Linked DNA regions of Mus musculus: region 1 is linked to region 2. The links are chromatin loops, found by intact Hi-C in ENCODE. Cell type or tissue: heart. All regions are shown on one strand. Each heading gives the region's core, and the rest is flanking DNA. Links, peaks and the distances in the headings are about the cores only.

Evidence for each region. Hi-C counts contacts between places; a loop is a spot of excess contacts. Peaks named below come from ENCODE experiments on the same cell type or tissue, not always from the same donor. Only the 100,000 strongest peaks of a DNase experiment are listed, where the experiment ranks them.
Region 1: it touches region 2 in a loop (2.1-fold over the local background); 1 of 42 quality-filtered maps calls a loop at or near these places.

What each region holds. Positions count from the first base shown.
Region 1 is chr13:23,729,107-23,735,936 of GRCm38, reverse strand. It overlaps the pseudogene Gm11338. Among named protein-coding and RNA genes, the nearest start is that of H1f2, 6.3 kb to the left of the region's middle. RefSeq lists an enhancer at 6,673-6,781. In heart, for the core only: a CTCF peak has its summit at 3,242 (motif pointing right); no DNase peak of the experiment used is centred there.
Region 2 is chr13:21,749,615-21,756,444 of GRCm38, reverse strand. It overlaps H2ac15 (H2A clustered histone 15), which reads left to right and starts at 2,533. Exons shown (of 1, transcript NM_178183.2): 1 at 2,533-3,068. The coding sequence starts at 2,618. The coding sequence ends at 3,010. H2bc15 (H2B clustered histone 15) reads right to left here and starts at 2,369. Exons shown (of 1, transcript NM_178201.3): 1 at 1,892-2,369. The coding sequence starts at 2,322. The coding sequence ends at 1,942. H4c12 (H4 clustered histone 12) reads left to right here and starts at 5,892. Exons shown (of 1, transcript NM_178211.2): 1 at 5,892-6,300. The coding sequence starts at 5,940. The coding sequence ends at 6,251. In heart, for the core only: a CTCF peak has its summit at 2,873; a DNase peak (open chromatin) is centred at 2,524; H3K4me3 peaks cover 2,304 bases; H3K27ac peaks cover 2,301 bases.

The DNA.
Region 1 (6,830 bases), core at 2,265-4,764, 2.0 Mb before region 2:
CAACCGCGTTATTTCCAATTCCTTCCTCATAATGATAAACGATAACTGGTCCATTGTGAGACACACAATGTTGGCAGCACAAGTAAAAACTATATAAGTGATGTCAGGAGGTTTAGAGCCTTCTTAGTCTGTTGTCTCACCTCAGTCTCACAAATAATTTCTACAAATAACCTTGAGCAGTGCTTCTCTTATTTTCTCAGTCTCTCCAGACAGACGGCCACCAATTACAAGATCAAACCTTTGCTACAATGTTTTCCCTGTTGATACCTGAGTACATGAAAGGTCAAGATCTCTTGCACCTTTCTGCCCCAGTGCACCCTCAAATGCAATGGGGAAACCAACATACACCATAACAGTAAAGCATAGAGGAGGGACATAATGAAAATAGAAAATTGCAAAAAAGAGACACAGTACAAAATGGTCCCCAGACACTTTGGAATTGCCAACAGAGTCCTGGGATACACCTCCCCCGACACCCCCCCCCCCCAACTTATTTCCAAAAGACTTTAAAATGTTTTCAAAACTTTAAGCTCGCCTTCCAAATATACAAAATTGACAATGATGACAATATACACTTTTTATACCTTCTCAGTCTAAGCTTATAATGAAGGCACAAAAGGAAACGTAAGTTAGATAGTTACCTTGATGAGAGCCCAGGAATCATCTCACACATGGTTGTTTTGTGGGAAATATACAGCTAAATGTGCTAAGAAAGTATTTTGTCATCCCTAAGCACACGCTTGCTGTGGACACCCTGCACCAGACAGCCTCCTAGCACTTATTTAAGCACAGAACACCTGCAGTGAACATAAACAACAACCATCCAAGGAGAGAATTTCCTCTCAAGGCCAGGTGCCTGCTAGGACAGACACAAACAAGCATTACAGGGAAAGTACAACTCACAGGAAAACAAAAATCTGAAAGACAACGAACGGTAAGAGGCTAGTGTATGGGCTAAACCTTTTCCTTAAGTAATTAGTGATGCAGCAGTGAAATTGTAAGATAAGAGAATTGCTTAAGTCCAGGGGATAGGGAGGCAGGAGGTATTGAAGCTAGGTATTAAATTGATTTGTTTAATAATCTTTTAAGATACAAACTTAAATGCATTTATAATTATATGTTATTCATATGTAAGGTATATATGCTACACTACAGATTTCTATCTCATATACAAAGAAACCATATATAACATCAGATGGGAAGTTCTTATGCTTCAGCTCATTCAAAAGACCATACCACACTGATCCAAAACATGCAAGGTTGTGCGTGGGTGGAGATTACAATTTACTGGCGATGACAGTGATCTAGAGACATAGCTTTGATGCACACAGGCTTGGTTTTATTTCCACTTCTTTCATTCACGTGCTGGGGACGATGCCCAGTTCCTGAGCAACAACTTACACTTTGATGATAGTGAGGATTAGTAGCGAGGGTTCCCCTTCAAAGTTTGGGGTGTGCTCACTCAGTCACTGCTCATGTAACAGTTATTCCCACCAGACCCTTAAGATGTGAGAACCCTCTGCTGTGGGCATGATTCTGAGAAAGGTTGTCCCTTCCTTACTTTGAAGAGATTGATGAGAATAGATCAAGTCTGACAGATGGATGAGAGTAGAGCAAGTCCAACCAGCTGTTTCCAACTTTTGGATTACTTGTATTTCTCAGATGCATCACAAAGGCCCAAGGACCCGGGTGTTACCCTAATAAGAGGAGATGTTGCTGGGCCGTCCCAGATGGGAAGGAGTGGCGTGTGTTTGTGTGTGTTTGTGTGTGTGTGTGTGTGTGTGTGTGTGTGTGTGTGTGTGTGTGTGTGTGTGTGTAAACAAATATGATTATGCGCTGGAGGACCAGGAGATGAGTAAATGATGCAAGTCTATGACTCTGCACATAAGGGTCTATCCCAACAGTCACCCAGAACCCCATTCCATGTCCACTTTGCAAGCTTGTGAAGACCCTCACATAACACCTCTGTCCCTGCTTCCTCCATTCCAGGCAGATCATACTTTTGATGACAAGAGGCTATGGCTGGTTAATTCATAAGAAAGGCCATGATGTTTCGACCTTGCATGCACTCCCACATTATCTCAATCTTCTTATATTACACAGAACTTCTAATGTGACCAAATTCTTATCAAGTTAACTGACCTAAGATTTGTAGCAGTCAAATATATGAAATATACTTGCATGGCTAATAAGAGTAGTTGTGTTTTCTTTCTTATTTTACAAAACAAAGCAGGGTTGTATATTACTCAAGGGCCTGTCTACCCTGGCTCATAGATGGATTATCTGAGTTAAATTCAGCTTTGCTGTTTTCCAGCTGCTTAACCTTGGATGAGTTAATTAATGTGCCCATGCTACTCTCATCATTTGAAAGATGCCAATAATAATAAACCACATGTTTTATAGGTTGTTGTGGGATTTATGGATCCATACATATTTATGATATACAATAAATTTCAGATGAACATACAAAGAATAAAAACTAGTTTAGAATACTGCACATAAACACCTATGTACAAACTAGTGCCCATCCCTGACTGTGCTGATGTGAGTGTCCTTAAGGCTCATAAACAGCTTAGTGAGTACTAGTCAAGAGGCCTTTCCAGCACCGTGATCATCCCAGCGAATAGCAAGCATCCTACCCAGCCTTAACATTTCAGCAAAGGAAAACCCCAAACCCAGACTTCCCCAGCACAGAGCAGCAGTCTTAGCATTTCATGCCTCTAGCACAACATACAGTTCGAGGAGGCATAAAGTTTTCAACTAAAGCCATGAGAGGTGCCACACCCCTTTCATGGCAGCACTCAGGAAACAGAGACAGCCAGACCTCTGTGAGTTCTAGGCCAACATGTTCCACATGGAGAGTCCAGGCCAGCCAATACTTACATGGAGATTTTCTCGAAACATAGATGATAGATGATAGAAAGATGGGTAGATAGATAATAATTAGTTGTAAGTGTGATGGCTCATGTCTGTAATCCCAGGATTCTGGAGACTAAAGCAAGAGGATTCTCCAAAGTTGGAGAACAATTTGGACTACATAATGAGATAGGTCATCAATTGAACCAAGCTTGAATAACATAAGACTTTCAAATTTCATATATATAAAGTATACAAAGCAAAAACACATCCCTACCAATTAACTACTTACCACTCTATTTAGTTTTAGATAGGTTTTCACCCCTACATGACATGTGTGAAATTTGTATCTTCTAGGAATCACAACCATTTTCAACACGTGCTGCTGTTTGCCTTAGCAGACACTAGATGGCAGGCCAAAACAAGACTGCTACCTTAAATGCCATTCAAATTTCTCTTGACCTAGATAAGCATTAATCCTCGGCTATGTTTATATTTTTCTATCCCTTTCAGAAGTTATTAACACCGTTTGTCATATAATCATGATTAAAAAACCGGAAATTCATGATATGTAGTCTGTCCACTGGCAGGGAACATAAGAAGAAGAAATTAAGTGAACTGGACTCTTCTCTTAAGTGACTGAAGAATCCATGTTGGCTCATTCCCTCTACAATGAGTTCATCAGCAACTACAATAAGCCTCGCAAACGCTGGGCTTAGGGAGTGACAGAGCAATCCAGGCAGTCTGTCCTCCTGTAAGAACTGGAGAACTGAGCTCTCCTCAGAAGAGTTAAGTGATGCTGGCTGTGAGAAAGAGCTCACAGCAGGATGATCAGGAACGATGGTCACTTTATACGGTGGTAGATTTTAATGATAGAGCCTTGATTTAAGTTATTAAATCAGTTCTTAGTTGTTGGGGGGGGGTTGTTTGTTTGTTTGTTTGCTTTTAAGTAAAATGGCCACAATAAATAGGCTAACAAGGCACTGCCCTGCAAAACAGGGGAAACAGAAAGACAGGCAGTTGAAGGGATACACAAAGCAAAGGAATCCCTCACTGGGCGTCTAGTTGAAGTCCGAGAGCTAAAAGTCAACAATTGCAGCTCAATTAGCAATATTTGCTGTGAAGGTTGCCTATGTAGAGACAATATTCCTTTTATAGCAAGTTCTTTCAAGTAAGCAATGAACCATGCTCAAGACTTGAATACATATGGCCTTCCCATAGGCCTTGCCTGTTTATGAACCTGCAACTCTCTTAGAATCTAACAAAGAATATAAACTTTATTTATAGGTTAAAAAAAAAAAACCCTTGTGTAGCCTTTGTGCCCCAAGGTTTTACCTTATCAACTATAATCCCACCCAATGTGTTGAATTATGCACACAAATTAGGAGTTGCCCTATGATGTCATGTAAGTCCCTGAGCACTCATCTTAACTACAGTCACTAAAGTCATGTATGTGACCACTGTAAAGTCACTTAAGCACTACTCTGTTGAGAATCCTATATATACAGTTGGTGTAACTATCTTCCTATGTGTCTCTATCTGCTAACAGTATGTAAATATGTGTTGAAATATATTTTAGTTAAACTCTAACTCTGCTTCCAACTTCTACTGAAGTTCCTGTTGGTAGTGTACCCTGGCTCCATCTCAGTAGTATCTTTAAGGACCCAGAACTTTGTCTTGGCCCTGACCAGCCCTGCTGGTGATCATAAGGCAAGAGCAGCTTTTGTCTTATAGTGAGAAAATTATGAAGTTCATAATTAAGTTTTATCAGTACTCATGATAATAAATATGGCGATCATGGAGATACAAAGGGTTCATAACTGTACAGTGGGCTCAAGATTAGCCCAGCACCTGATTCCAACACACACCCTTAGTCATACTCCCAATAAACTCAAGGGGACTCAGGCTGCACTCACGCATGATCATATGAAAGTCCAACTGAACGGGCACCCCAGGACTATTTTCTCATTGCTGAAAGGAACAACACAAATTATGTAAAGCATTAGTGGAGGGGAGAGGAAAAAAAGAACATTCAACATTCATTCAGGCATGATCCCTGTAAATCTCAGTATTCAGGAGGCCAGCTAAGAATACACAAGAATAAATTAATAAGAAACAATTTTTAAAACACATGCAAAAACAAAACCCACCCATCTCACATTGCTAACTAATCATTTTAAATAGTTTCAGACACTGAGTTAGTTGAACAAGAAGGGTTCTGCTTGAAGCTGTCCAGGGGCAGGAGAGCCGCTGAGGTGTAGACAGAGAACAGGTCGCCTGCAGAAGCTGTCCAGGGGCAGGAGAGCCACTGAGGTGTAGACAGAGAGCATGTCACCTGCAGCTTGCTTCTTTCCTCACAGTCGGCTTTTGCAATTGCGGGTGTTTGTACTGGCAGACGGTCCGTGGAATTCCAGGCTAAAGCGTCAGCTGGCTAATCATTCACTAACTATTACTCAGCAGATTTTAAAGCCCTTCCACATACAGAGAGTTTTGATGACAAGACTGATGACCTAGAACTGTGACAGGGTAAGAAGCTGAGGCCGAATCAAAAGTTCCATTGTGAATATTTGTTTTACTTTTTGTTGTTTGTTTGTCTTTGAAACTGAGCGTCCTGTCAGAAAGAAAACTACAACAGCCATTTATTTCTCTTTCTTTCTCTCTTTTCTCTTTCTTTTTTCTTTTTTCCTTTTGTGTGTGTGTGTATATGAGAGAGAGAGAGAGAGAGAGATTCATTTTATAGCTAAAGCTGGCCTAGAATTATTTAATTCATTCAGGATGTCTTCATACTTTCTCTCTCTCTCTTTTTTCTTTTTTCTTTTTCTTTTTTTTTTTTTTTTTTTTTTTTTTTTTTTTTTTGTCCTTCAATGCTTTTATTGATATCAGCAATGGACAAGAACATCCCGGCCCAACTGCTAGGTTATCAGGCAGATGCTCCAGCATCATTGCCATCTCTAGACCCAACCTAAGATCCTGCCTATCCAGGCCATGTTCCCAAATGGGCATGCCCCCGTCTGTCCTGTTTATATGTGTGGATCAGTCTGTCTGAATGTCTAAGTCGATGCCTGCATGGGTCCCCGATCCATGGTACATGGTAGAGGTTGTTCAGAACACAACATGGCTTGCTTCAGTGGACCACTGGGCCCCGGTGTTGAGCATGGGAGACAGGGCCAGAGATTGATGGTGGCAGGAGACCAGGCACAAAGTCCATTCCAGGGCCATATCCTGGCATTGAGAAGCCCTCCATTACATTGTATTTGATTTCACAGGGTGGAAAGGGCTGGCCTTGATAAAAGGGGGTATTCCGGGGCAGGGGTGGGAACATGGGAGGTGGTGAGGGCTAAAGTGGGTAAGGAAGACATGAGGGAAGGCAAATGAAAAGATGGGAGCAGGGGCAAGGCCAGCTTCTCTCTGAAGTCTGGGGGCTGTTTAATGGCTTCCCTGGAATGAATGATCCATCTCTGGCCAGACCTCAACCCACAGGTCTGGGAGATGGCCATGTTTAGGTGGCTCCACAGCCCAGTGGGTCAGAAGTAAGTGTGAGAGGTGGCGGTGTGCATGCTGGTCCCAATGGACACAATCTCGATGACGGTGGTGTACAACAATGCTGGAAACGGAATTGGAGATCTAGGACAACGAAACAGTAGTTCCCTGCTAGTGTAGCTTTGTAGAAGTTCCTCTCAACCACATCCTGTAGCAGAGAGACGGCCAAGGGCTGGAGCCTGGCAGAAAGAAACCTCCAGTGACAAGTTTCCCCAAAAGATATTGCCAAGTTCCACACCAGCAAACAAGAGTCTGGCAAAACATGGTCCATTCGTACAAACGCTCGTTCCAAGTTCTCTCTGAAGCTCTCTATTGAGCAGCGGCCATATCTGGAGAGATCCCAAAGTCAGGAGTTGATGATCACTAGGTCAGGGGAAGGTCCATATCACAGCTCCTCCAAGAAGTCCTCAAGGTACTCGGAGTAACACGAGTGA
Region 2 (6,830 bases), core at 1,775-4,274:
ACATATTTGTACAACCATTGTATGAACTATCTGGTGATAAATCATTGGTAGGTATAAATACCCACCTAATAAATTATTGGTGCCTTGGGTCAATTAAACCCATTTCATCAATTTAAGATTGTAAGCTCTTCCTATCCTGGGGTGTTTGTACCGATTATTTGCTTCTTAGTCTGACAAAACAAAACAAAACAAAACAAACCTCTCTTACCATCAAAACAGTAATTCAATATTGATCATCCATATTCAATATTATATTACAAAATATGGTTAAACAGAAAAGGGGAAATGAAAATTTGGTGAAAGATGTCAGGCCAAGACAATACACTTGCTAGCCATCCCTTGAAAACAAGAGGATGTTTGCATAATTATGGCAGCCTACTGCCTTCACACTCCAGTAAGTATTTCCTTGACAAAAAAAAAGTATTCTTTGTATAGTACGAAAAAAAAATCCAAACATTATAGTTTGGTGCATTATACACTGTTTAGTTTGTAACCAGAGCTGTAACAGTTTATGGTTAAGAATAAAGCCTTTGTACTCTGCTTCCCACATAAGATGAGTCCTTTCCTCTTCTTAGCCCTGATCTTTCACACATAATTTTAGCCCAAATCTAAACCCATGAGCCTTGTTATTGGCCTCTATCCCTCTTCATAGTAAAAGAAAATACAAATACTTAGAGAAACAAGGTTTTCATAAATTTTTCTTTATGAAAAATGTAATGAAGTTTAGAATTTTTACACAGGTTCTTTCCCTCTCTATTGTATCTATACTATCATATATATAGTATGTGACAACCAAGATGACATAGGAAACACACACCGAAATGTAAAGCAAATTATGTCAAACATGCAAGAGCAAATTTCTGTTCCCAAAAAGTTTTCAGAGGCTCTGTGCTTCCCAGACATCTGAGCCGACCTTTATCGCTCAAATAGTCTCTGTGTAATATTTTTTATTTTCACTTATCAATATTATTAGTTGGTAATCACACACTTTTATATGAACTTCAAAACTAATTTGGTTTTGATTTTATGAAGTGCTATTGTATGTGAACCTCCTAAAACATGCCTGAAATTTATTTCAGCTGTTTTCTTCTGTATATGACATGTATTGTTAATTTATCTCGATTAATTCATTTAAAAAAATGAAGAAACATGTATCTATTTCTACTAGTTTGTCTGAAAGAATGCCATGTCCCCTAAACAAACAAACAAAAAATTCAAAACTGTTGCTTATGAGCTGGGAGTCACTAGAATACACTAATCATATAAAAATGTACCACCAAAAGAACTGGAGCGATTTCGTGTAGATTCCAGAAAGATTTAAAAATGTTTCAACTAATCTATTGCAATATTTAAACTGAAAATCCCATTAAGGTGAGAATAAGGAAACAGCAGGCAAAGGCCTGACTTTTCCTTTTAAATTTGTTCCAAGCATCAGAAACAGTGGATAAGGGAAGCACCCCAAGAATGGTGGAGAAACAAACGCCACTATCTCTGGCGCTTAAATTTGAAATTGCCCGCGCAGCACAGTAATTGGCTAATGAAGCCACTAACTGATAAGGACAAGATGAGTGTATGTTTTACTTCTGTTAAATTAATGCAAAGAGGAGGGAAAAAAGAAAGACGGCTTACAACACTGTATTCAAGAGGGTAGGAATAGGTGCTATATGTATAGGTTAAGACCAGTTAAGTTTATAGTGTGGAAGGGAACTTTCTAGTCATGAACCTCTGGAATTGACACCTTCCATAAGTCTTTAGATTTCTAAGCAATTATCTCACAAAGTGCACATCCTTCCAATAAAGTGAGTGGCTCTAAAAAGAGCCTTTGTTTCAGGAGTGAGTTAGAGGAACCCCAAAGTGAATACAGGGCAACAGCCTTTTTTAGTTGAAAGTGTGGGTGGCTCTGAAAAGAGCCTTTGGGTTAGGAGTGTGAGTTAAAGGAACTCACTTGGAGCTGGTGTACTTGGTGACAGCCTTGGTGCCCTCCGACACGGCGTGCTTGGCCAGCTCCCCGGGCAGCAGCAGGCGCACGGCCGTCTGGATCTCCCGGGATGTGATGGTCGAGCGCTTGTTGTAATGCGCCAGGCGGGACGCCTCGCTCGCGATGCGCTCGAAGATGTCGTTCACGAACGAGTTCATGATGCCCATGGCCTTGGAGGAGATGCCGGTGTCGGGGTGCACTTGCTTCAGCACCTTGTACACGTACACCGAGTAGCTCTCCTTGCGGCTGCGCTTGCGCTTCTTGCCGTCCTTCTTCTGGGCCTTGGTGACGGCCTTCTTGGACCCCTTCTTCGGGGCGGGAGCGGACTTAGCGGGTTCAGGCATGGTAGGAACTGACCAAAAGCCTAAAGATACAGAAAGAAAAGAAATGTAAAGTGTGTCTGCACAGGCTGCCTTTTAAACAAACTTGTGGCTATAGCTATCGCGAATTAGCAGTCGTCATCCACCAAATACCCAATCATAGCAAGGGCTTTTCAATGCAACTCTGTTATTGGTCTAGGTGCAATGCTTCTATGTAACCAATGAAATTCCTACTTTTTCATGCCCTGCATTGACTATAAATACTGTCAGCTTTGCCTTCAAACCACTTACTGAGCAGGCTTATATTCTAGGTTCTACCATGTCAGGAAGAGGCAAGCAGGGTGGCAAGGCTCGCGCCAAGGCCAAGACCCGCTCCTCCCGGGCCGGCCTGCAGTTCCCCGTGGGCCGCGTGCACCGGCTGCTCCGCAAAGGCAACTACTCGGAGCGCGTGGGCGCCGGCGCCCCGGTGTACCTGGCAGCCGTGCTAGAGTACCTGACGGCCGAGATCCTGGAGCTGGCGGGCAACGCGGCCCGCGACAACAAGAAGACGCGCATTATCCCGCGCCACCTGCAGCTGGCCATCCGCAACGACGAGGAGCTCAACAAGCTGCTGGGCCGCGTGACCATCGCGCAGGGCGGCGTCCTGCCCAACATCCAGGCCGTGCTGCTGCCCAAGAAGACCGAGACCCACCACAAGGCCAAGGGGAAGTGAGGCCCTTGATAGAAAGCAACCCTTTCCAACCACCAAAGGCTCTTTTCAGAGCCACCTACAAAAACACTTGGAGGAGTTGTGCTACTTTGGATCATTATTGGGCTAATGAGTGCAACACTGAGATAATGTGAACCTAACCCTAGTTTTATTAATGCCTTTAGAATTGTTGCATCCAACCTATTTATACAAGCCAGTGTGAAATTTAATTTACTGACCTATAAATACTAGTAGCTATTACTACGTTTTAATGTTTCAGGCCACGAAGTTTGCTTGTATCTTCCTGTAGTGCATTCTAGGAGGAAGAGCAAGTTACAGCTTAGGGACTACTTAGTTCCCTCAGCATTTACAGGATGACGTCTGTCGTTTTTATAAAATTTGGGAATCTGTTCAGCTTTATACCCCCTTTCAACCTTTTCTGTTACATTGCAGAAGATTTTTTTTTTTTGTAAACACCTTATAACTTACATGCAAGATAAAGGTTACCGTGGTTGCACAAACTTTTAAGGAGGCTGAGGTTAAAGAAAATGTTAAAAACAAACAAACAAAAAAACCCTCTGCTGCCAACAGACTTGCCGAAGAAATGCCGAAGATATACAATTCAGTATATTTCTATTTATTCTGAGTCAGTAGAAGAAATTAGCAGAAAAGGAACTCTAGAAAGGAAGGTTGAAGATTGATGTAGTAAATCTATTACTAGAGTTATGTTATCTGAAAACAATTTGGAGTATATATGGACAGCAGTTACCATGAAAAAGTCATTTAGGGGGCTGGAGGAGTGGCCAAGTGGTCAAGGATGATTGCTGATCCTGTAAGAGTTCTCTAGTTTAATTCCTAGCTAACATCAGGTTTAGGGTTGCGGCAGAGAGAAGCTAGAATTGCAGGTCTCAGTCTCCCTGTCATCTCACAGGTCGAGTACCCACTGCCTGTTATATCCTGTGCCAAACTCCACTTACACACACGGACTGAACCAAACACACATCATTCTTGGACATGTGGAGCTTGATGGAAGCCAGGATCCACCAACAATCAAAAACCTTATACATCCTGTTGGACCTCCCAGCCTGCTTGGTGTCCTATAGTCAAATCTTCAAGTTCCACAGTATTCAAATGACAAATTTGAAACAGAGGAATAAGAAACCCTTCCTTTGTCACTTTTTATTGTTAATTGTCTTTTTCTCATGAGACTTCCTCATAGAAAGCAGAGACATGGGAGCACCTCCAGAACACCTGGAGAAAAGTCCCAGCATACGGGTTCAAGCCAAACTCATCATTTTATCTGGGTTCCTAAAATAGCCATTGGCTTTCTTTCAGGATTCACAGGCACTGAAGCCAGTCTTCAGTGTAGTCCTTGTTTTCTCTACTGAGCGGAGATGACAGGCTCTTAACTGTGCCTCTTCACAGCTCTCTGGTACAGCCCTAATACTCTTCATGGTTTATCCTTTCCCACCTTTCTGACTTTGACTTGCGTCATCATCCCTGCATAGTTGAAACACACACACACACACACACACACACACACACACACACACACACACACACACACAGAGACAGATAGAAAAACAAAACCAAAAAATCCACTCACCTCTCACCTGAAAGGGAATAAGAAACAGTGTATACTAGAGGTTTCTCCAAATTTCATGTTCCAACATGGAAGGAGTCTTATGAAGTTATAAAACAAAGTAAAGATAGGTTTAAACATATTGGAGAGATGTGCAGCAATGTGGGAGAAACTTTTCTACAGATCCCAGATACTATCTGATGACTTTCTTGCCTTTTGGATTGGTGGAAACTACTGATCTGCTATGTTGAGGTTACAAATGAGGTTTTTATCTATTAGTCACAAACTGTTAGACATAGAGGACCACATTCAGAGCATAAAGTGTGACCAAGAAGACAACCAGCATTAGAACCTGTGACACTCCAATTTCACTGTTTTCATACCTCTCATATATGTAGTTCCTGTCAATCAACCAGTTTTTGTAAATATAGTTTTTCCATCAATTTTCTTGACAGATCCTAATTTAGTAGATGTGGGGGAAAAGTTTCAGGAGATTAAAAAAAAGTGTTTTTCATTATACTTGTACTGTACAGAGAGTATTAGTACAGAGCATAGTAGTCACAGATGAACCCCTGTCTTCAAATATTTTGTTCAGACTTCACAAACCCACTTGGATATTTTCTTGAAAATATTAGTGAAAGTCAATTAAATAAAAAAAATCTTTGAGAAATGAGGTTGGCAATAAGAGCGATGAAATGTCAATATAGATAAGCTTAAATTTAATATGGTCACAATAGAAATATCAGAAGTGACCGTAAGTATAGTGATGAAAAATTCACTTAACGGTGAAAAATGACTTTAAACTTAAAATGATTCACCAAGCGATGCAGATGAGTAATACCGATTGGTGCTTTTATGAAAAGTTCTCAAGAGAATAATACAGGTATTATGAGGCTTTTTGTAAGTTTGAACTAAAAAAACCCAAAAAACCAAAAACAAAAAACATTTGAAATGTGGTTACAATAGAGAAGGAACACAAGGTAATTCAGAGCACGGTTTGCACGTTGGAAAGTGTGTACTGAGCACCAAAGCGCCTTAGCAGCCGCCTGCAGTGTCCTCTCTGGACGGGGTTACGGGTTGTTAAGGGGCCGCTTGGCTTTCTGTATTTTGTACAGTCAGTGTACTGATTGTGCGCTCGATTCTCCAAACTCTTAAAAGGGCGTGAGGAGCTAGTTCCCTCAGAAAGCTCGGACAGGGAAACAAAAGGCGCCCTTTTTCTTTTTGGTAAGTCTTCCCCTCCCCCACAGCTGCGGGCGCAACTTCCCGCCTCTTCCCTGCAGGTTCTCATTTCGGTCCGCCCGCCGCAGTATAAAAAGGCGGCGCTCAGGCTCCCTGTCAGCATCTCTGTTCTGAGCTGTCCTGAGTGCAGTCATGTCTGGCAGAGGTAAGGGCGGGAAAGGGCTCGGTAAAGGTGGCGCCAAGCGCCACCGCAAAGTGCTGCGCGATAACATCCAGGGCATCACCAAGCCCGCCATCCGCCGCCTGGCCCGGCGCGGGGGAGTGAAGCGCATCTCCGGCCTCATCTACGAGGAGACCCGCGGTGTGCTGAAGGTGTTCCTGGAGAACGTGATCCGCGACGCCGTCACCTACACGGAGCACGCCAAGCGCAAGACCGTCACCGCCATGGACGTGGTCTACGCGCTCAAGCGCCAGGGCCGCACCCTCTACGGATTCGGAGGCTAAGTCTTTGTCTTTTATTTCTGCTACAAAAGGCCCTTTTCAGGGCCACCCACTTAATTCTTTGAAGCGCTGTACTCATGTCAGAAGGGTTAGAAAGTCCTCATGACCAAGAATACAAGTAATGTCTCTGACATGGGTGACCTACTTTGTAATGGTCAGCTTTCACATTTTTGTGTAAAGTGAACTAATTGGTGTATCAGAGAGTTTTAACACGTCAATTAGTAAATGCCATTTTCCTGGCTTTGTGCTTAAGACATGATCTTTTCTGTGATCTCACTTATCGGTATAATTGACAGTATTACATCACACACACACACACACACACACACACCAGCTGGTTCTCTAGCTCTCTAGTACAGATATGCCATAGAGGGGGGGGGGGGGCTTTTGAGTTTTAGGAGTAGTGCTGGAGATTGAATTCATTCTGTAGATACAACATTACCAGCATCCCATAACCTTCTGTTTGCCATTGCTGGCCTCAAACCTGTGATCTTTCTGCCTCTGCCTCAGAAGTAGCCAGTATTGCTCCCAGATCATGCTTCAGAGCTGATTGTTTTTCCCTCCCAGCAACTCTGATTTCAG